Regions from separate parts of the Mus musculus genome. Here regions 2 and 3 are each linked to region 1. Evidence: chromatin contacts called from ENCODE Hi-C or POLR2A ChIA-PET data. All regions are on one chromosome and are shown on one strand. The core of a region is the stretch at or near the end of the contact, and the rest is flanking DNA. Distances in the headings are between cores, read along the strand shown. Region 1 holds the start of Rsrp1 (arginine/serine rich protein 1). Region 2 overlaps Gm12984 (a long non-coding RNA gene). Region 3 has its middle 6.3 kb from the start of Gm30701.

Region 1 (3,944 bases), core at 1,020-3,519:
AACTCCCTTCAACAATGGCTAAGCTTTAGTCTGTAAACATAAACTCTGACACTTGAACCCATCATCAATTACCAACAGATTTTCTTCATCACTGTCTGGAGACCACATTCATGATTTCTATAAGACAGAAATAAAGCAGATAAACTATACTGTATGCTGAGCACAGACTTGGGAACATAATGGTGTACATGAAAACTACTGACAACACTCCAGTCTCTAGAGACTAGAGGGAGAGAAAGTATTACCAACAATGTACTGTTTTTACTGTAGTGTAAAGAGCAAACCAAGTGTCCAAGTGTCGACACGAAAGTAGTCCATCGTCTCCCAGTTTCCTGTGAGACAGGCTGATACTTGTCAGATTAAGGTTTTGTTCTGGACAAATGATATAAAGAACCCCAGGAGGGTTGTGTTCACTGGCAAAGGGTAATAAATGCTGGCAGCAGCTTCCTGAAGGCACTTACCTCCACCTTTGGCCCACTGCTGGAAACAGCTGTCCCCTGGCTTGCCTCCTTGGCTCGGAGACTTGCTGGCAAGTCGAAGTTGGCTGTTCCCAGAGCTTTTGCTGCGTTGGCTTTTGCTATTTCTAGTAGCTCCATTCGATCTAAGGGCATTAAGACATTCGTTATCCTCTACTAAGTACCTCTCCTAAAACAATGTTTTTCTCTTTATATGTAAAGCAATTCTAAAAAAAATCCCTTTATAGTGAGGAAAAAAACCCAACTTTCCTTAATTACCTCAACAAGTTAGTTTTGTTCTGACAAACAGCCCTATTTTGCCTTTTCTTTAAATGTTTATTTCTGTAAACTGAAGTGTTTGATAAACTTTATAGCACAGTTATCTAGACTACTAATCTTGATACAGAGTCTGCACACAAGCTCAAACTTACCTACTTTGTAACATCAAATTGCCATGTTACTTAACAGAAAGGCCAGTCAAAACCCATTTTTGAGTAAATCATGAAAAAAAAAAATGTGTTTTGACTTCACCCAGCTAGTAGGAAAGAGTGAGCCTCCTCTCTCTTGACCACCACAGCCATAAATGGACTTTAGTTCAGGTTACTGCACCGGTCACATCCGGCATGGACTTTACTCACAAGGTGAAAGGAAATACGTGAGAAACTATATTCTACCTAACTACTAACTAAACAAAAAACTCTCTCTCACTTCAAGAAATCTCAAAAGACTTCCAGCACCAAAACAAACGCAGGCCTAGATGTTAAGATGTCCTGGGCCTAATCTTACGAAATCCCAGCTAAACTGCTCAACCACATGACTCCCTGGCTGACTCACAGCGCGCTGAGGAAGTTAAACGCGGGGAGGAGCTGGGGAGGTGGCTCGGTGATAAGCGTCCAGAACTCAATCCCCAACACCACCCCCACCAAGGGCACAAACCTCAACCTGATAAAACGCACCTTTCTCACTCAGGCGAAATGGGGTTCTACTCCTGCTGCGCGACCTGGTTCTGGATCTTTCCCTCCACCTGGGGCGATCCTCGGGGTACACCGTCCGGCCGAAGCCGTAGTAGCGCCGCCCTCTAGTGATCGCGTAGTACGACCACCGGTGCTGCGACCTCCCGCGGGAGCGCGACCTGCTCCGGGAGCGGTAGGGCGACGGCGACTTGTAGTACCTCCGCGGCCGCTCGTAACGGCTGTCGCGGTGATAGCGGTGGCTGCGGGAGCGCGACCGGCTGCGTGAGTACGAGCGTGAGTAGCGCCTGTACTTGCGCTGGTGGCGCCTGCGGGACCGGGATCGGGACCGTCTGCTCCTCCGCGGCCGGCTGTGGCTGCGCGAGGACGAGCGGCTAGAGCTGCGGGAGTCGCGTCGGGAGCTGCGGGACGAAGAGCGGCTGCGGGAGCGCGACGACAGGCGGCTGGAGCGGCCCGAGCCCGAGGTGGACGGCGAGGCTTTCTCCTGCGGAGAGCCGGGCCACATGTCGTTCACGTATTTAGACATGGCGGCCGAGGACATGGCTCCCTTCTGAAAACGGAGATCGGTCCGCAAACGCAACGGCGTCTAGGAACTACAGAGAAAGTCAAGAGTCTATCATCCAGGTGGGGCGCGCAGTGCCCAGTGCGCGTGCGCGACACCCCAGGGCGAACCGGTCCCTGACCAAGCGGCCCCACTCACCTTAAACGGATGAAGAGCTCGCGAGGGCGAGAGAGGCCAAGCGGGCACCTTTCTCTGCGACCAGGAACCGAAGCGGGCGAGGTTCCCGATTCCAGCGACCGGAGAGCACAGGAACCTCCACTGCCAAAGTCCAGACTGGGACTGAGCTTAGTGGCGACGTCAGCATCGAAAATACTGGAAGCTGGCGCCGAGCATGCGCACAGACATCCGTGCGAAAGGGCGGGTCCCACTCTCGTCCAATCGCCAAGCGATGTTGGCTGCGCCTTGGAGACACGCATGCGCGTCAGTTGTCACTCCACCAACGGCCGCGCCTCCTCCCCATCCCCCACTCCCGCCCGCCTTCTACATCCGGGTATTTTGAGGATTTGTTTACTTCAGGGTTTTTTGTTTGTTTGTTTGTGGGGTCCTTGGCTGCTTTTGGATCTTGAGTTTTTTTTTGAGACAGGAGCTAGCTGTGTACCCCTGTCACGCCTCGAACTCGCGGCAATCCCCATGTCTCTGCTTCTCAGCTAGGGGGTCTGCGCCACCACGCCCAACTTTGTTTTTCTTTGTTTGGTTTGGTTTGGTTTAGTTTGGCTTCCTTTCCTGCTTTCGATTTTGAAATTCGGGAAAAGGAGAGGGTAGCAAAGAATTTAGCCGGCTCAAAAGCTGGATCAAGGACACAGAGGACAAGTCGGTTCCCGTGCCTCGGTCGTCCCCGGGTCATGTGTCGTCCCCTCCCTCCCCCAGCCGCTGCCCAGCTTCCCTTCTTGGCTCCTCCTATGGTGGAGATTGGGAGGGGTATCCCTGGACCCCGAAGATATAGTTTTAATTTAGAAAGGCTGCTTTAACGGCCTTGTTTGAGCTAATTAAGGTAATTTGAGGTCGAGACAGGAATTCCAACGACCACAGTTGACCTTTGAGGAGCAACAGTGATCCTTGATTGTGTGTGTGTGTGTGTGTGTGTGTGTGTGTGTGTGTGTGAGAGAGAGAGAGAGAGAGTAATTTGTGTGTACAGGATGCCACCGAAGACAGAGCCATTGTGGGCCACCAAGTATGGGGGTGTTGGGAACCCAGACTTTGTGCTAGGCAATGCAGCAAGTGCTCTTAATAGTAAGCCATTTCCTGAGCCCGATAGGTCTGTTCTAAGACAAGTGTGATTAGGACAGGACATTTAATCTTATTTCCAGGGCAAATTCCAAACACTCAATGTCATGAGGCATATCTGACCTTGAAAACTGTGGGTAAGTGAACAGCACTGAACGAAATAGCTATTTCAATATTGGGAGATGGTGTTCTTAGAAATTAGGCAGGGTTTTACAGAAGCTCTGGATTTTAGAGGGAGATGACAGAAATAAGGACTCTTTGTTCGTGCCTCCTTCCTCCTCCTTCCCCAATATACAGCGAAAGTGAAGAAATAAAAACCTTACTGTGGCCACCAGGATGGCTCAGCAATAAAGAATGCTTGTGGGACTGGTGAGATAGCTCAGTGGTTGAGAGCGCCGACTGTTCTTCCAAAGGTCCCAAGTTCAAGTCCCAGCGACCACATGGTGGCTCACAACCATCCATAATGAAATCTGATGCCCTCTTCTGGAGTGTCTGAGGACAGCTACAATGTACTTACATATAATAAATAAATAAATCTTTAAAAAAAGAAGAAAAAAATGCTTGTGGAGCACTACTGACAACCTGCAGTGGAGTGGAAGGAGAGAACTGACTTCCAAAAGTTGTTCTCTAACCTCCAGAAGCCCCCATCCCATCCCATCCACCAATGGTAAAAGTTCTCAAACTGCAGGAGCTGGAGAAACAATCAGCAGTAAAGAGCACTGACTCCCAGGA
Region 2 (3,944 bases), core at 468-2,967, 390 kb before region 1:
CCTGTGACTGTATCCTTTACTATGACAAAACGGGTGGCAGAACGGACTCAGGGAGAGACATTGACAAGGGCTTATCTGTCACTGTGGTGAAGACGTGGCTGCCACAGTGGCTCAACCAGAGGCGGCAGGAGGTCCCGGTGTAGCCGCTGTGTTGCTTTTCTTAGGACAAGGCAGGCCACTGATGAGGCATTGAAAAAAGAGACGCAGCTAGACAAGGTGGCGCATGCCTTTAATCTCAACACTCAGGAGGCAGAGACAAGTGGATCTCTGAGAGTTTCAAGGCCAACCTAGTCTACAGAGTTCCAAAACAGCCAGGGCTACACAGAGAAACCCTGTCTTGAAAAACAAAAGAAGTATGTGCATGCATTCTTGAGCACACACACACACACCCCAAAATGAAAAAAAGAAAGTCTCACCCAGAGTCCAGCTTGGTTCAGACTTCCTGATGGAAGCATTGTGCAGGGAAACTCACAGGCGTGGGCGACTCAGAAAGCTGTGTCACCCAAAAGTCCCACATCTCTGAGGGATGGCTTCACGAGAATCGCATCATAGAGTTCTGCTTTCAGTTTCCCTTCCTTCTGTGACCTCAAGGGAGGCAGAGGGGAGCGAATGAGTCCTCGTGACCTCTCCACCTCTCTCAGAGTGAAGAGCGGCGGGTCCAGGATCCTTGCCACACACCTGGTTGTCTCTGAGTGTGTCTGCTGATGTCATTGCTATGACTACAGGGATAAGGGGTCAGCTGGTCACCACAGCGACCTTTGCTCCACCACAGAGGAAGGGTTGGACATACCTGGATGAAAAGCTAGGACAGTGGCTTGTTTGTATCTTGGTGGATCGGAAGCACTACCAAACAGTGACCTATGTGTATAATGCCCCGAAGGTTTCCCAACCTCCCACAAGCTGGAGTGTACAATGCATGGGTCTCTGGGTGGGGGTATTGCACATTCGAGTTGTCACCATGACTAAACAGGGCTGTTCATTTTGCTCAGTGTCTTCAGCTTACAGTGCACCGAGCTCGCGACAGATGACCAGCTCTTCTCATTTACACGTCAACCCTGGAGAGCGGTTGCTATAATTATCTGCGTTTACAAGATAAGGCAACTGAAGTCCCGAGGGGAAGGGACAACTCTAGCCAAAGCAAGCAGGAGAGGGGGAGGCAGGCCCAGCTTTAGTGCCTCAAAGCTAGCGTTTCTGTGTTTCTGTTTCCTGTCACCTAACACTCCCTCTTGAGGCATTCTTGGAAGCTGAAGGGTGTGGCAAGGACGGGGAGGCTGAGTTGACCTTCTCCAGGCCTCAGTTTCCTCGTCTGTAGAATGAAGCGATGCTTTGCGTTGAACTGAAAGCTAGAGATGGCTTTTCAGTGGGTCTCGGAGAAGAGTGTGCCTCTGCGAAACCCAAGAAGTGGGCTTCTTAAATAAATGCTGATGCGAGACAGGAAGTGGCCAAGTGTCTCAGAGCCATTGTTCCACCCCAGTGGAGGTGCCAGGATAGTTCAGGCAGGGTAAGAGGACAAAAACAAAACCGGGAGTCTTTATCTAGAACTCTCCTTTCAGAGCCTTCCAGGGAAACAGAAACTTCTGGACTGTCATTGCCGAGTTCCAAACATTTCAGAGGGCTCAGCAGGAAATCTGTCATCATCTGACCCTAGCCTTGGCATCAGCCATACAGAAGGCTGTCTGGGAAAGCCCCTCCCACTGGCAGCCTCTCTGCCATGGTCCTGCCCTGCACTGAATCCACCCTCCCCACAGCTGCAGTGGATCAGATGGCTGCCCAGCTCTCCCGCTGGGGTTGGGAGTCCCTTCTCTGGGCAGCAGCTTCATTCCTGGACTACAGAAAACCGTAGCCCAAGGACTCCGCATACTGTGTTTCTGATGCAGAGCCTCACCACAGGGTCACGAAGCGTCCTGAGTCCTTCTCGGCTGGTGCAGAAGTGTACCCTACACCCCCCCTCTGTTGGTGGATGGCAGGGCTCAGTCCCAGGGGTGTGATACTCTGGGAGTGGCTATGTTTCCCCAGTCTTGACTCTATCACTGTCTGAGAACCCTTTGAGGACTGTGCGGGACAGTGCTCCCCTTGGGTTCCCTCCAGGTTCCACTGAAGGCTTAGCATCGACTACGGTGGGTGTGCTCCTGGGTCATCTCCAGTGCCAGTCACCAAGAGCTCTGATCGCTCATAGCAGGACCCCCACTTCTGCTCCGCTCTGCTCCACTGAGTCCCTAGGTCCCTCTGTCAAAGGCTCCTACGGGATTTCTAAGTCTGTTCACTGGGATCAGGTTCATGGGCTCAGGGAGGAAGCCGAGGGCACAGGTTGCTTGTCCGTCTCATCTCAGCACCTAGGGCTGCTGATCTTCACCTTTCATTTGGGGAATTTACACGAGAGTCTTTTTTTTTTTTTTTTCTCTTGGTTTTGTATTGGGAGGGCTTGAGCCCAGGGTTGAGCATGTGTTTTTAAAAAGCGCCCTACACTTGGGAGCAGAGGCAGGCAGATCTCTGAGTTTGAGGCCAGACTGGTCTACAAAGTGAGCTCCAGGACAGCCAGGGCTACACAGAGAAAGCCTGTCTCGAAAAACAAGCAAACAAACAAAAAAGCGCCCTACAAGCACTCAGGAGGCAGAGGCAAGCGGATTTCTGAGTTCGAGGCCAGCCTGGTCTACAAAGTGAGCTCCAGGACAGCCAGGGCTATTCAGAGAAACCCTGTCTCGAAAAAACCAAAAAAAAAAAAAAAAAAAAAAAAAGCGCCCTACAAATGAGCCACAGTTTTCACAAGATTTTTTTGTCTTGTTGCATTTCTATTGCAATAAAATTGACATAAATCGCCGGGCGTGGTGGCACACACCTTTAATCCCAGCACTTGGGAGGCAGAGGCAGGTGGATCTCTGAGTTTGAGGCCAGCCTGGTCTACAGAGTGAGTTCCAGGACAGCCAAGGCTATACAGAGAAACTCTGTCTCAAAAAAAAAAAAATTGACATAAGTCGCCATGTAGTTCACATGTGCAGGTTAAGGTGGTATTTATTATTATGGGTGTTTTGCCTGTATGTCTATATGTGCATCCTGAGCACACAGTGCCCTCAAAGTTCAGAAGACAGTATTAGACCCCCTGGAACTGGAGTTACACACAGTCGTGAGATGCCACATTGGTGCTGAGAATCCATCCCAGGTCCTCTGCAAGAGCAGCCAGTGCGCCCACTTCCAGGCCCTGGCATTTCCCCACACTGGGAAATAGAGCCTTCATAGGACAAAGGGCCTCTCCTCCCATTCATTGATGTCTGTCTGACTTGACCTTGAACTCTTGATCCTGGTGCCTCCAGCTTCCAAGTATGAAATTATACTCAACTCTTTGTTTTAAACCTGTGACAGGATTTGAACCCAGAACCTTGTGCATGCTAGGCAAACATTCTACCACTTGGCTACACTCCCAACCCAAGGGCTTTTTTTTTTTTTTTAAATATGAGTACATTGTAGCTATCTTCAGACACACCAGAAGAGGGAATGGGATTCCATTATAGATGGTTGTGAGCCACCATGTGGTTGCTGGGATTTTAACTCAGGACCTCTGGAAGGGCAGTCAGTGCTCTTAACCGCTGAGCCATCTCTCCAGACCCCCAACCCAAGGTCTTGATGTTCAGGCTCTGAGCGGTTCTCTTCCTGCCTTGGCCTCCCTGGTGCTGGGTTTATGCACACATCGGTGTCCGGGTGTCACAGCCTTTCTTCTGAGTGCTGGCAACTGCAGGCTTTTAAAGGTCTCGAGGTGGGTGGGAGGTGACCGAGGAACTAAAGACACCTCTGTCTCCAGGCACCTGAGCACCTACTCGTTCCTCACAGTCCCACTGTTTGCAACGTGTGGACGCAAGGCCTGGGGAAGTGAGCAAAGCTGTCTGATGACAGAGCTGACCACCAGCCTGTCTACACTGGTTTGTCTACTTGGCTTGGCTTCCCACGGGCTG
Region 3 (3,944 bases), core at 803-3,302, 370 kb before region 1:
CATCAATCTTAATCCTGTCAGATGCTGCCTTGGGAACCACCCAGTGACCTCACCTAGGTTTCTTAGCAACCAAAACCCTACAACATCCTACACATGACCATTGAAAAACACCAGGGGCTGGGATACCCCCCCCATGAGGTGCCTGGGCCCTCGCTTGCTCTGTCTTATTCTTCCTTGAAAGTCCCAGACTCTTGGTCTCCGGTGTGTCTCCCATCCTCTGAGTGTCTCTCTTTCTCCCAACCCTCAGGCTTCAAATATCTCATTAAAATCTCTTTGCTTCATATTAGCTAGTCCTGAGATTCCTTTTAGCACCAGAGCCGTCCATTCCGGTTTCCTTGAGTCAAGGTGCCTAGAAAACTACTCTGACTGCTGCGGGTGACAGTGGAGAGCAGGGAACAGTCTCAAGGAGATGCCGCGTGTGGGGATTGATGGACACAGTGTCTCAATCGAAGCCCGAGGAACCTTATGTCTCCTGCTCTGAGCTTTGATCCAAGAGTAGTGGATATTGGTGGCTGCCATCAACATCTTGGAGACAAAGTGTCCTGGAGCTTGCAAAAGAGAGAGAGAGAGAGAGAGAGAGAGAGAGAGAGAGAGAGAGAGAGAGAGAGAGAGACTAAGCAGGGTTTGTTAGCTCAAACCTGCAATCTCTGCATTTGGGAAGGCTGTGAGACAGGAGGATGTTTGAGAGTCTGCGGCCATTAGAGCAAACTTCAGGACGGCCTGTAGTACAGAGTGAGAGTCTGCATCAATACCAAACCAAACCAAAAAGTAACAGATTGGCCATGTGGGCAGAGGCAGGAGGATCTCTGAGTTTCAGAGTCAATTCCAGGACAGCCATGGCTACGCAGAGAAACTCTGTCTTGAAAAAAAAAAGTAAAGAACAAAAACCTAAAATACAAAAAAGAAGAAGAAGAAAAAGGAGGGGAGGGGAGGGGAGGAGAAAAATCAGTCTCTACACCAGCCGCTTATGATTGGGTGAGCTCAGTCATGTGGTCTACCCTGGACCAATGACAGTGCCTGAAACCTCTGGAGCCCAAAGATGGGTAGGAGTGAGCCCACCCCACTTCCCCATAGAGGGCTGGAGGGAGGGGGAGTTTGTTGGGAAGCCCCAAGGGGCCTGTGGATGGAGCTTTGAGAGCTAGTGACCCTTGTGGGCTGGAGCTAGGGTGGGAAGAACCTCGAGTTACACAAACAACTTAAGCGGCAAGGAGCTGCCCTGCACTCTGTGCTGTGGATCCCCGGAGGAAGTGGTTTATTTGGACTGAGGGTGGAGGTGTGTTTGCCAGAGATCCCTGGAGGCCTGAAACCTGAAACCTGAGAAAGACACGGAGCGTGGAGCGGCAGGGGGAGTATGGGAACAGGGTCAGAGGGGACAGCATGAGCAAAGGTCTATGGGCTTCAAACGCCAAGGCAGCGGGGAGTCTAGAAGTTGACGCCAGCCTCAGAGCCAGAATTGAAGCTGGGGCGTGGCTCAGCTAGAAGCGTGCTTGCCTAGAAGCCCTGGGTTCAATCTCTAGCACCTCATATGACAGGGGTGTGTACAGGAGGATCAGAAATTCAATGACGTCTTCATTTTCAGGTGAATTTAAAGCTAGCCTGAGATATCCCCGTGAGCTGTCTTAAAACAAGACTCGAGAGAACTTCAGTTTATATGCTAAGGGGTGTAGCCCAAAGATAGAGTACCTGTACTGCTACGCAAAAATTCCTGAGTTCTATCATCCTTGCTGTCACCTCCATGTGAGAGGGGAGAGGGTAACAACAGGGAACATGGCTGAATAAGTCCTGTGACAGCTTTATCTACTTGGGAAAACTGTTATTCCCCATAGAGACAGGAAGGTTAGGTGATTTTTCTCAGCTACACATTGGGTGGAGCTGAGCTTCAAATCCGGGTGGCTCCAGGGGGACTCAGGTCCCCACCTTGGCAGTAGGAAGGAGAGAGTACTTAGTTGCTCACACCAGGCGGGGACACATCCGGTACACAAGGAAAGAACGCCCCAGTTTGTCTCTGAGAGCTGAGAAGAAGTAAGAGAGATGTGTAGGCAAATCTAAGACGCTGGAGATAGTGGCTCAGAATCGCTCATTGTTTCAGATACCAGGCCAGCAGGAGGGGGCTGTAGAGGCTCAGCTCAAGAATGTCAGCTGTGACTGGTGTGGCAGCTTGGCCTCAAGAACAGATTTTACTTTCCCATGAACTTGTCCTCAAGAAAAAAACAAGAAAATTCATTGTTGATAGCCCTCTGGGGGCTGGGGAGGTGGCTCAGTGGGCAAGCACTAGGACCTGAGTTCGAATCCCCAGCGCACACATAAAAAGTCAGCCTGATGGTGGGCACAGCACGGACAGGTGAGTCCCTGGAGCTCATTGGCTGGCCAGCTTAGCCAATCTGTGAGCTCTAGGTGCAGGGAGAGCTTTTCTCTCAGAAAATAAGATGGAAAGCTGGCAAGATGGCTTAGCAGGTAAAGACACTTGCTGCCAACCTGTATGACCTGGGTTCCACCCCCCAAAACTCACATGGTGGAAGGAAGAACAGGCTCCTTTTGGCCTCCTCAGGGGTACCATGTCAGGTATGTGTGCAGACACTCAAGTGGAAACTTAAGGGTTCTTTGGAAAGTCGATTGGATGGTGGTTTGCTGGGGCAAACACGTGAAGGAACATTTCGTTAAAGTGGACACAGGTGTGAAAGGCTAAGGCAGACTCGGGGAGGAACGTTTCGCTGAAGCAGACACAGGAGACAGGATGTTCAGCTAAGGCAAGCACATGAAAGGACACGTGATGAAGGACTCTTTGCTGACAACATGAACTTATTGGTCCGCCTTACATTGCATAGTTGAGCTGCATTTGTCAGGACACCATAGAGAAAAACACACCCAAAAACTTATGGTGTGTGCTGCAGTTTCTTGCCTCCGCTTCCATACACTTGGGCTGACTGGCAGAGTGATGTCAGCTGAGGCAAGGCCTGTGCTGAGTCAAGGGAGGTGTAGGAGAACTTCTGGTGTCCTTCCAGGTCCCCCCTGCTGACTTGAGCGGAGGCTGAGGCCTGGCTGTCTCTGCTAGGTCATGCCGCTGCTATTGCTAACCTGATTCTACTGAGCTGGACTGCTGGTGTATCTGTGAGGTGTGTGTGAGTGGGTTGAGCTGTTGCTGCCTGCTAACCTATGAACTGAACTGCCGATTTCCAGACCACACAGAAGGGATTTGCTCCAAAGAACCTTTCTAAACAGGCCCACTTCCCCCATATCCTTTCTTTCCCACTACCTCTGGTGGGTGGTGGGCTAAAAGGGAAGTTAAAGCATTTAAGAACCATCATTAAGATTCAGCCGGTGGTCCGGGGAGACATACCTTCCACCTTAGACCATGGCCAAATTCATCTGCCACTTTGAGGAGAAGGCACCGTTGATGGTGGCCTTTGCCATGACTTACCTCGATTGGTCACATTTTGGCACTACGCCAAGGTTGCGATGGTTCCCCCCAACCCCTGGTGAAATCCCTATAGCTATTCAGAGTGTGAAAAAAATCATTCAAAGTGCTAAAACTGGTAGCTTCAAACACCTTACAGTGAAGGAAGCTGTGCTGAACGGTTTGGTGGCCACTAAGGTGTGGATGTGGTTTTATATCAGAGAGTTCATAGGCAAACGTGGCATTCATTGTTCGCTATGATGTCTGAAAACCAACCTTTAACTTCCGATTTGAGTTCTTATTTGAATGTTCTTGGACCATGTGTAACGGAACTGCTATCTGAATAAAATACTAGTTGTTGAAAAACAAACACACAAAAAAGAACCATCATTAAAAATAGGATTTGAGGGCTGGTGAGATGGCTCAGTGGGTAAGAGTACCTGACTGCTCTTCCAAAGGTCCAGTGTTCAAGTCCCAGCAACCACATGGTGGCTCACAACCATCCGTAACAAGATCTGAGGCTCTCTTCTGGTGTGTCTGAAGATAGCTA

What was found. A loop is a pair of places that touch in the nucleus more often than their neighbours do. ChIA-PET counts read pairs that join two places held with the same protein, here RNA polymerase II (POLR2A).
Region 2: POLR2A ChIA-PET joins it to region 1 with 11 read pairs in embryonic stem cell. The contact joins the enhancer-like site here to the promoter of Rsrp1 in region 1. A Hi-C loop is called at or near these places in 3 of 37 maps with a recorded cell type or tissue (heart, left cerebral cortex and mature B cell). POLR2A ChIA-PET finds 5 or more read pairs at or near these places in 4 of 5 experiments (Patski and embryonic stem cell).
Region 3: POLR2A ChIA-PET joins it to region 1 with 16 read pairs in embryonic stem cell. The contact joins the enhancer-like site here to the promoter of Rsrp1 in region 1. POLR2A ChIA-PET finds 5 or more read pairs at or near these places in 4 of 5 experiments (Patski and embryonic stem cell).

Annotation. Positions count from the first base shown.
Region 1 is chr4:134,921,950-134,925,893 of GRCm38, reverse strand. It overlaps Rsrp1 (arginine/serine rich protein 1), which reads right to left and starts at 2,269. Exons shown (of 5, transcript NM_023665.3): 1 at 2,127-2,269; 2 at 1,412-2,019; 3 at 462-601. The coding sequence starts at 1,967.
Region 2 is chr4:135,310,609-135,314,552 of GRCm38, reverse strand. Gm12984 (a long non-coding RNA gene) reads right to left here. Exons shown (of 4, transcript XR_003955129.1): 4 at 3,629-3,944. Among named protein-coding and RNA genes, the nearest start is that of Gm12984, 6.4 kb to the right of the region's middle. Within about 2 kb of position 1,717, at least 1 of the 3 ENCODE cell types and tissues checked has a DNase peak (open chromatin) inside an H3K27ac peak, as active enhancers do; it is heart, where a contact is called at or near this core.
Region 3 is chr4:135,290,084-135,294,027 of GRCm38, reverse strand. It overlaps the pseudogene Gm12983. Among named protein-coding and RNA genes, the nearest start is that of Gm30701, 6.3 kb to the left of the region's middle. Within about 2 kb of position 2,052, at least 1 of the 3 ENCODE cell types and tissues checked has a DNase peak (open chromatin) inside an H3K27ac peak, as active enhancers do.